2 separate regions of the Homo sapiens genome follow, and region 1 is linked to region 2. The links are chromatin contacts, found by Hi-C or POLR2A ChIA-PET in ENCODE. All regions are on one chromosome and are shown on one strand. Each heading gives the region's core, a stretch centred on a gene start or an enhancer-like site at or near the end of the contact. The rest is flanking DNA. Distances are from core to core; before and after follow the strand shown.

What was found. Hi-C counts contacts between places; a loop is a spot of excess contacts on that map. ChIA-PET counts read pairs that join two places held with the same protein, here RNA polymerase II (POLR2A). Pooled maps may share reads with other maps.
Region 1: a loop to region 2 is called in a map of cardiac septum, with 1.9 times the contacts of the local background. The contact joins two enhancer-like sites. A Hi-C loop is called at or near these places in 8 of 168 maps with a recorded cell type or tissue (CD8-positive, alpha-beta T cell, Right ventricle myocardium superior, cardiac septum and 4 more), 5 of 37 single-sample maps with no recorded cell type and 4 of 50 pooled maps. POLR2A ChIA-PET finds 5 or more read pairs at or near these places in 1 of 52 experiments (OCI-LY7).

The regions. Positions count from the first base shown.
Region 1 is chr9:14,195,976-14,200,730 of GRCh38, forward strand. The region is part of intron 2 of NFIB (nuclear factor I B); the gene reads right to left. Among named protein-coding and RNA genes, the nearest start is that of NFIB, 120 kb to the right of the region's middle. Within about 2 kb of position 3,341, at least 22 of the 41 ENCODE cell types and tissues checked have a DNase peak (open chromatin) inside an H3K27ac peak, as active enhancers do; they include endothelial cell of umbilical vein, where a contact is called at or near this core.
Region 2 is chr9:14,152,890-14,158,080 of GRCh38, forward strand. It overlaps NFIB (nuclear factor I B), which reads right to left. Exons shown (of 11, transcript NM_001190737.2): 4 at 2,936-3,004. Among named protein-coding and RNA genes, the nearest start is that of NFIB, 160 kb to the right of the region's middle. Within about 2 kb of position 2,347, at least 3 of the 41 ENCODE cell types and tissues checked have a DNase peak (open chromatin) inside an H3K27ac peak, as active enhancers do; they include endothelial cell of umbilical vein, where a contact is called at or near this core.

The DNA.
Region 1 (4,755 bases), core at 2,091-4,590, 44 kb after region 2:
AAATAGAATAAATTAGCTGATATGATCCAATCACCTGGTAGGGAACAGCATGTGTCTCCTTAGTCCATTGGCAGTGCTAATGGTGCTCCTAAATGAAGGATTTTTTTTTTCTATGTTCACGCTGGTTGAACTTAATTTTCCGTTCACCTGTTTACCTGGATTAGTTTTCAGCTTAACATTCATTAAGCATCAAGACATAACAAGAGGTGCAGTGATGATGAGATAAAAGTCTCAAGGCCATTACTCCTCCCATGAGGCACTCAGGGAGGATCTATAAGTGAAAGATAGCTTCACTCGCTTGGGTTAAAGTGAAAAAATATGAACCCACTCTAGAACTTTGAAAATCAAAGAGAGCTTTAAAAAGCCGTGTGTTTATGTTTTGCCTAATTTTTCACTTTTTCTCATTAGAAGGCAAGGTCTGACTAAATGTGGGTTATTTCTGATATCTCAGCTTCTAGTTTGCGGAAGGGGGTTCCTGTTTAAGGGAGGGAATGCTGCCACCCCCTACTCTCCCCAGCAGCAGCACACTGGACACCTGAGAAGCCAAAAGCGCTACACCAAAATATACCACCTTTAATCACAAATCAAACAACAGTAATTAGGAGCATCAAGTTAATTGTGTCTACTCCCCACAGAATGTGTCCTCCAAGGCTCCTTGAAATCAGGTTGAAAGATTAGTAGTAATTTTACTCCCAATTCTCTTATTCTAACTTAAAAAAAAAAAAAAAAACAGAGCCTAAGTTCATCACTCCTACCCTCAGAACTATGGAGTCTACAAGTAAAACCTTAAAAAGAAAAATCAGACTACTTAATTAAGTGTTTTCTTAGGCCGTTTATGTAATCAGAGTAACTTTGATCTTTGGCTTCTTAATCTGTTCAAAATTTGTTGTCAAATCGTATGGAATTCCTTTAAATCCAGAATTATAAATGTTATTTTCCATTTGTCTTTTATTAATGATTAAGACAACTTGGCAGTTTGAATCCAATCAATCAAGAATGTGCAAAATCCATTTCATATACATTGGTACAATTAGATACTGACAATAAGGCTCTTTCTTACCTTCCATTTGTACTAAATATGATAAAGATAGCAAGAATACCTTAGCTATTTTCGAGGCATTTTCATCTACATTACTTTGCAATCCCGAAATAGGTTGTGCTTTATTCTGACCCTTTACAATTACCAGAAAGGAATGCAGAGCTTGACAACTTGCAGAGTAATAGAAAAACCTTGATTTTTCATTGCATTTCCCCTTCTGACTTTCTTAGGATCTGAGGGACGACCCTTAACCTTTCTCAGTCTCACTCTCCTGTCTCAAACAAGCTATAATAAAACTTTATTCCAGTCCACTGGGGTATTAGAACAATGAATCTGATAGGATGTCCCTAACACACTGTACTGTGATCTCTATAGGGAAAGTTGCTATAAAAATAAAGACACTGTTGTTATTCTTCCAATTGAGTTATTTGCAAATGGATCTTCTTGATGGAGCCCAGCCCTCCGATATAGAAAAGAAAATTCTATCAGTCCTCTAGGGTACAATTGCCTTGTGGCAATTATACCCATAACCACATTTCCTTATTACTATTTATAAAAGACTGTGGAGTTCAAGGGGAGGCAAAAAGGGAGCTTAAGAAAAAATATGCTGTTTATTTTCAACAGAAGATGCTGAAGTTGCAAATTTGGAACTCAAGGCTATAGGTAAACTTTGACAGAACATGTGTTCCAAATTAGTGTGGTGTTTCTTAGCTGTGTCAGAAAGTCAGAGGTGTCCCTGAGGCTGCAGCGCTTTAGCAAATTTTGGAAATAACTTGGGGAAAAAAAAGGTAAATTACACAGTTAATCTGGTCCTCACTCTACGAATGCTACAAAACAATGACGAAAAGGTTCACGGCTAGACCATTCTCACCAAGAAAGACAGCATATCTCGAGGTACAAAAGGCACAAAAGAAAATTAAACTGAGCTTAGGAAGAAAGTGCTATGGACAATTTTACATGAAAAGCCAAAAGGGAATGTTGGGGCTACGTTGAACTTTCCTGGAGTCTACAGACAGAATACACGTTGCCCCCTATATTCATTACCAACAGCCATAAGAATTAGTAGGTGGCTCAGGTTTAGGCACTTTAAGAATTCCATATTCCTCAAATGGAATTTTTTCAAAGTAAATAATAAAAGCTTTGCTTTATGAAGTATTAGAGAAATGGGGTTTCCCTTCCATAACAGAAATCACTAGGCCCATCACACTGCACGTCTCCAAGGAGCATGATTCACAGTGTGGGCTACGGGGAGGGAGCCTTCTAAAGTCGTTTCGGATGTTCACTATGGCATTCTACGTGTCATTAAAAAAGCCTTATAAATCATCCTAAAATTTAGAGTTTAAACCTGGAACAATTACTTGGATAAAGTTTCTTATGTTAACAGGTTTTTAAAAGTTCAATTTTCAGAAAAGTGTTTGTTGTCAGTGGAGATCTGCATATAATCTAGATTCCAATTAAACACAGAGCTCCAAAAAGACCAATTAAAGGAGAAGTAGAACAGCTTGCCGTATCATGACAATAAATGCTACTTGCCTTATTGTCATTTCACAATCAGTGACATTCAGTCCACAAATTCTAGTGAGCATCAGATTCACCTGAGATGCTTGTTAGAAATTCAGATTCCTCGACCTCACCCGCAATGACTGGGACTCGTACAGCAATGCTGGGGCCAAGAAAGCGCTCTCAACAAGCACCCCAGGTAACTCCCGCACATTGTTCTCAGCCAGTGTACAAGGGACTTGGCTGCTGATGCTTGCTCACAGACACCAAACTGGAAAGCAAAAGGCAGTATGTGACTATAGAGTCCTGAAAACACAAACAAACAAAAATGCAGTCCTTAAGCCAAAACCAATCTCCACTTTTCTCCCTCTCCCTGCCATGTGATGCACCAGCTTTGGCCAAAAATCACATGTGTACAGTGAATCCTAAAAAGCAACTAAATCCAAATCCACACTGAACCATTCTGAACTCTATCACACTTCACAGAGCTTTAAATAGAATTCTACTCAAAACATCACACCCTGACTGGCCAAGGGATTCTTTGGGTTCTGTTGCTTTATCCAAGTGATCCAAAGTGACCCAGGTTCCATTCTGCAAGTTCGCTTCTACAGCTTTTTCCAAGTCGAACACAGAAGGATTAAAAAGAAAACACAAATATTGGCATAGGTGACTTGAGGTTACTTGACCTTTCTGAAGGAAGATTTTTTGGCAATTGTGTTCTGGCAGCTCCCTGGAAGGCAAGGCCAGGACACAAAGAGGAAGACAGGAAGCCGGGAGCTGGCCATGTGTCCTTGGCAGGCAGTAGTGCGGCAGGGTGAACCACCTCATCCCTGCCAAACCAGAAACAGTGGGGAAAGCCCAGCTAATTGGCAACTCACAGCCGGCTACAGTGTACATCCTCGGCTTTAGATGCCTGATAAAGTTAAATGGCCTGCCAGACCCTAATCTACTTAAACAGGATCCTCCTTTACTTTCAAAAACTTAACTCACCCATTTGTGTTTCCTTAAGGAAGTGGTAAGGCAGCATCTTAGAATGTTAAGAGCTGGAAAAATTAAAAACAAAACAGCAAAAAAAGTAAAGATGTGTTGGAGTCTCATTATGCTTATAGCCGTTTTACTTTGTGAAAGGGCCATGTATGTTTGTGCTTTTGGTTTTAGCTAATAAGACTTCCACTTGGTCATTTATTTTTATTTAAAAGAAATTCTCAAGTCAACATTGCAGACTGATTATGACTTCAGTTCATTGGAGGATCCAGGATCCATTTTTTTTTTAATTTCACAAAACTCCTGAAGATATCCAAGGAGACTGCAGAGTTGCACCCAGTTTCCACTCAGCTATTGTTTTTACTTACACATTAGTTGGCTCAATCATATTTGCTAAGGTATTTCTGTATGTACTAGCATAAAATCACCACTTTCTGAGTCTTTTACAGCTAAAATAGGGAATCACGCAGGGAGAACAGGAGCAGAAGGGATTGTCCAAATAAACTGTTCCTTACTGCTGCTGCTAACAGAGTGAATCCAGGGACCTGGAGCCTGGAGCATAATTTTGCCCCTAGGTCTGAAGGCCTGGTAAGAGCAATTTAAAGGGGTGTGCTCAGTAGTTGGGCATATTTCCTTCTATTTTCTGTGAAACTGTTCATGCCTTCTTCAAAACTCAAAGCAAAATTTCAAATTAGCTTCTCCTCCTTAAAATATAGTAGTCAATGGTGAAATTTGATGAAGAAAATGCAAATTTCCTCTCAGAACTGGTAGAAGAGAAAGATTACAATAAACATAATCCACTGTTTTCATCAGAAGTTTCTTAAAGTCTACAGAATATTCATCCTTTAAGCAACCCAGGACCCCAGAATCTGTTTCAGTGAAGTTAGACCAAGGAATAAAACACAATACCAAAACTCACATACTCTCTGATCACGATGTGAGATAAGAAAATAATAATCCTCATGCCCAACACTAGCTCTCAGGATCGGTAAGTCTAAGTATGTGTTTCAGCTCCAAAATTACTATTTTTTTTAAAACACGACTTGACTTTCCCAGACTCTACTTAGTTGACTTTTCACACTAAGTATCCCTAGCTTTTGGAAATTCTCCTTCCCTTTTCCTTTAGGGCACCACTCCTTTCTTAGGTCCAATCCTCTATTTCTGAGGGCTGCTTTCCTGTCTTGATGGCTATCTCCTTCTCTTCTGTTGGTCCCTTATATGTTGGTGATCCC
Region 2 (5,191 bases), core at 1,097-3,596:
AAGAGAGATTGGTTAATGGGTAAAAACATACAGTTATAATAGACAGAAAGAATAATTTCCAGTATTTGATAGCACAGCAGGGTGGCTACAGTTAACAACAATATATTACATATTTTAAAATAGCAAAAAAAGAAGATTTGAAACATTCCCAACATGAAGAAATGATAAATGTTTGAGATGACAGATATCCTAAATAGCCTGATTTAATCATTATACACTGTATGCATGGATCCAGAGATCACATGGATTCCATAAATATGTACACATATTATGTTTTAATTTTGTAAAGATAGCAATAAAATAATTTGTCTACGGATTTATGCATGAGCACTGTAAAAATTTAGTATGCATTCTGACACTAAATGGGAGATACAGAAAGGAAAGTAGATTAACAAACACGGCCAAAGTACTAAAACAACACACATGGAAATTATTTAATGACAGAGTGTGTGGGAACAGCAAGTCTCAGTCAGATATTCCTGCTTAAGAGCCTCTGGAAGAACTTACATCAGACGCAAAGATCAGTGTTAGCGCCTCTCCCAGGGAGCTACAAGAAGGCTGAAAGCTGCAAATCATGTTTAAGAGGATGCCGATATCCTCTTAGAAATGAAGCACCAAAGAACCTCAGATTCTAAGGGTTAGAGGCCAACCTTTAATCTCCCTTATTGTTCTCCTCACTCCAAAAGCTGATCCTAAATCAACTTTTAAGATGGAGATAATATCATTCAAAAGAGAGATCACTATCCTAATGCTGAATGGCTTCATTAGCTAAAGTCAACATACACATCAGTGGGTCTTATGATTGTAAAACCCTAGAGGACTGAAAGCACTAGCATACTGTAAACCCTCAAGAAGTCAGAATTTGTGATACACACATAGTGTTGTGCTGAAGTTTATGTTTACTTAGCAAACCCCTATTTCATAAATAATGAAGTTTAATTGTGTAAACAAAGATTATGATGCGGATATATTAAAACACTTAGGAGGAGAACTTATCAGGCCTTTCAGAGACACCTATTTACATATGGAGGAGAAAATAAATGTTTGCTGAATAAATTACGTAATGAATATAGATAATTAATGTGCTAATTACAAATCAGTAATGTTTGTTATAACAAATAACCTAAAAGTTTCTAGGATATGACATTATAAGTTAAGAATGAATGAATGAAGTATATTAAATTTACCTTGGTTTTGAACTGTTCTAGAAAGATAATTTTCATCTTTGTTTTAATGTTTGAAATTCAGATTTTTCAAAATATCTATCTGGGCTTTTGAAGGTTCTAATGTGGTTCTCCTTTGACAGCCCTTAGCATAATATTACCTATCATGAGGTACTAAATAAATATTTTCTGACAGCTGACTCTACTGCCCTACTCCTAAGAAGGATGAAAATATACCATTGAACTTGAACTCAGAGAAGTACAAATTTAAGCAAATAATTTAATAAGCCTCCTAACTGGAGCACCATAAGCCTTTCCGCTAAAGAAGAGTATGGGGAAGACACACACACCCCTTCAGATAACCCCTGTCTTACCTGATGCTACAAAGTGCTACTGGTAAGTCAGGCATATTTCTTCCCAAATTAAAAGTGAAAACTTTCAAATGTTGGATACCTTTGGATATCACATATTGATCTGGAAAAACACATTAAGGTACACTGCCTTGGACAATCTCCTTGCCCATCGAATACACACCCTGGGGCTACCAGAATACAGGATATTTGTGTTTCTTCTCCTACACTGCCACCATGTAAAAAGACCCATGAGAGAAGTCTTTTGGGCATACATTTATCCACTCTAGAATTATACCAGAAAGGATAAACTACTTAAGATCTTAAACGTTCATATGTATCACTCCCTGCTATACATGCTATTTGCACTGTTCACTTTAGAAATGTGAGCTATTTGAGGAACTACGGTTCAAAAGACAGTCAGTGATAGCGTGAAGATTCCTTTACTGAACAACAAGACTCTAAAACACTGCTTATTCTTATCCTCAGTAACTCGATTACTCTTTGTTCTTTCTGGATCATCATAATTCTTATTCATGACCTCTAAATATGACCCAAATGAGAAACACAACTTAGGCAGGTATCAGAGTGTGACTACATCATCTGAATAACATCACTCCGAAGTGTGATGCATTCTATCAAAATGTCAGGTGAAAATATACCCTTCAAAGTTACATAAATAAGCTAAATCAGTGAAGGGAGTATGAAGAAAGGAGTCACCTTCTTTAACATAATTAGTACATATAGATCTGCATCTTGGATATGTTTGTACATGCTAGTAATAAGTAAAAGAGTTAATCAAGGTAACGTCCCCTTTGCTTAGGTAGCCTGCCAGGTGAGCTTAGCCTAGAAAAATCTGATCCAGCCTGCTAAGAATGGTGTCTCAGGTGAAGTGGCCAGTTAAAACAATTGGACATTGTTTTGGATAACAATGCTTTCTATCTATATCCAACTACAATCTGCAAAGTTAATTTCTGCATCCCTCTACACTCTGCACGTTAGTGTGTATATCCTGTGCATCTCCAACCCCCACCAAAATGTTAGTAAAATGAAAAAGCACTTATCTACAGGAAACTTATGTGGGTTATCATAACAACATAGAGTACATTTAATTAATCACACTTCCTTTGATATAAATGGCCATCTATGGTCATGCAGAGAACAGTGAATTAAATGAATACCAATAACATGGCAATCAGAAAAACCCCAAAATTATTTTTGTACAACAAAAAGTTTTGATGATTTGAATGCAAACATTTTAGAAAATCAAGCAAAATATATTGTTATTTCATCAAAGGTTTTAAGATTTTAATTCAAATTTTCCTAATATGTGGTCACTCTTTATACTACATTTAAGGTTCAAAATATAAAGTATTTTAAATCATACTGCATGCTTAAGTAGTAACAAAACAATTTACTTACTTCTGGATACTCTTACAAGTTCTGATACATTGAAGACTCCAGATTTTACAAAACTATCCTCAAGGTAACCTGAAAATAAATATTAAAGGAAAAATGATCAATATAAGCAGAAAGTAAAATAAATGATTATACACTAGAATTTAAGTGTTTTAAAGCCAATGGTTTGAACAAAAACCAAATATGCTTACAATAAGGACTTTAAAAAATGACTCTTAGGAATGCAAATTAGGTTTGTTTAAACAAAAATAAAAAGTTTAGATACCAAATAATCTCTTAGGAAAATTTTTTCTTCCCTTTCTAAAAGTACAGGTTTATTGATGCGGTTTGATTTGCCATGGCCCATGCATACAGAATGGTCTGTGGGCTCTCAGTGAATGCTTTTGACTCGGTAGCACCTGGTAGACTAAAGCGAAAAATGAAAGAAAGAAAAAGGAAACCACAACCACAATTAGCACCTTGCTGGAATAATGTCAAAGATCTCTTAAAGCCACCGTTCTTTTGTAAACCCTTCTCTGATGAAAGAAAAGTGAACTGCTGTTACCAGCACCCCGACCCTTGTTCCAGGGTCACTAATAACATAAAAAGCAGAACTTGTATATACAGCAAATACAGAACTTTGCGTTGACCTATTTCTGGGCATCTTTAATATACGTTGCACGATTTCACTGCTTTCCTCACCCTTGCTACTATTCCACTGGACTCCTTTTATTTCAAGAATTAGACAACTTTTCTGGCAAATGGTGGTGAATCCAGGCCTCTGGGAATGCCACATGACCCTTAAGTCACACCGGGGCAGGGTCCACAGTGGCCATGGAGCCTGCTTGCTAGCTGGTCTATGTCCAAAACTAGAGATGAGAACTCCCACAAACAACAGTAACCCTGCACCCAGCCCACCCCATTCTCATCTATGTTAAGGGGGTGTAATGAGTGTGAGGAATACCTTAGCAGGGGAGGTTATGGCCTACTTGCTTCTGTCCTAGGGTGAGAATAAGTTTGAAAATCCTCAGAATTGAAATACATCTGAGAAACAAACAAACAAAACTAGATTCTAAGAACTGGCAATTTGACTGGATTTTACATAAAGCTTCAGGGCTGACCAAGGAATTAGATGCAGTTCAGAGATGTGAAGCATGGGTAGTGCAGCAACATGGAGCACTGAAATCAAAGAGCTGGGATTTGAATCCTAGCCACAGATGACCAGTTATGAAATCTTGGCTAGGTTATTAGTCCTCTTTTTGCCTCAGATTCCTCACTTAACAAATTGGAGACAATAAAAATCACCTATCTTATAGAGTTGTTACTACTGGAGATAAAAATATAAACCCCATGATAAGCATGTTACCAACAAATTAAGATCTTAGGGCCAGTGGAACCTGCGATCAGCTATATACCGAATTACGCACACTGGCCTCCAGACAGTCCAAAATGATCCGCAAATCTTTATTCAGAAAATTTACCAGAACAAAAGGCACCACACTGCTTTTCAACCATACATAGCATGAAAAGACAGAAAATCATTCAATTAGCATATGTGTTTCACTGCTGTGAACTGAGGAGCCACTGATGTTTGACATCCACCCACCCACCTTCTTTAGAAACAGAATGAAAGAAGGAGTGAGAGGAAGTTGTAAGATCTCAGTAGGGAATAAAACAGGTGCCACATTAAGTCATTATTCTGAAAAATATATATACATTTTTAAGAGTATTATAACAAAATGTCCCAATTTAATGCACTTCTATTTTAAGAAACTCTTATTTCTTGAGCAATTAATTTTTACCAGGTTAAATTCATTTCAGTAATTATTGAGAAACTTCTAAGTAACAATCACTGTACAAGGTGCTAAAAGTCATGAATACAAAAAAGGACACTGACTGTCTTGCCTGGTCGGGGAAAGAGATGTTTTGACTCTTCTGGACCACTGTAACTTACTATCATATAGAAAGATTTTTGTTGCTTTTGTTATTGTTTATAGTTCATTATACTTTATTTTATATAGGGTAAACTTAATAAAGTAAATATATTAAGTACAAAACCTTCTTTATCTTGGGAGGCCGAGGTGGGTGGATCACAAGATCAGGAGTTTGAGACCAGCCTGGCCAATATGGTGAAACCCCATCTCCACTAAAAATACAAAAATTAGCCGGGCATGGTGGCGGGCACCTGTAGTCTCAGCTACTCGGGAGGCCGAGGCAGGAGAATCACTTGAACCCGGAAGGCAGAGGTTGTAGTGAGCCGAGATGGAGCCATTGCATTCC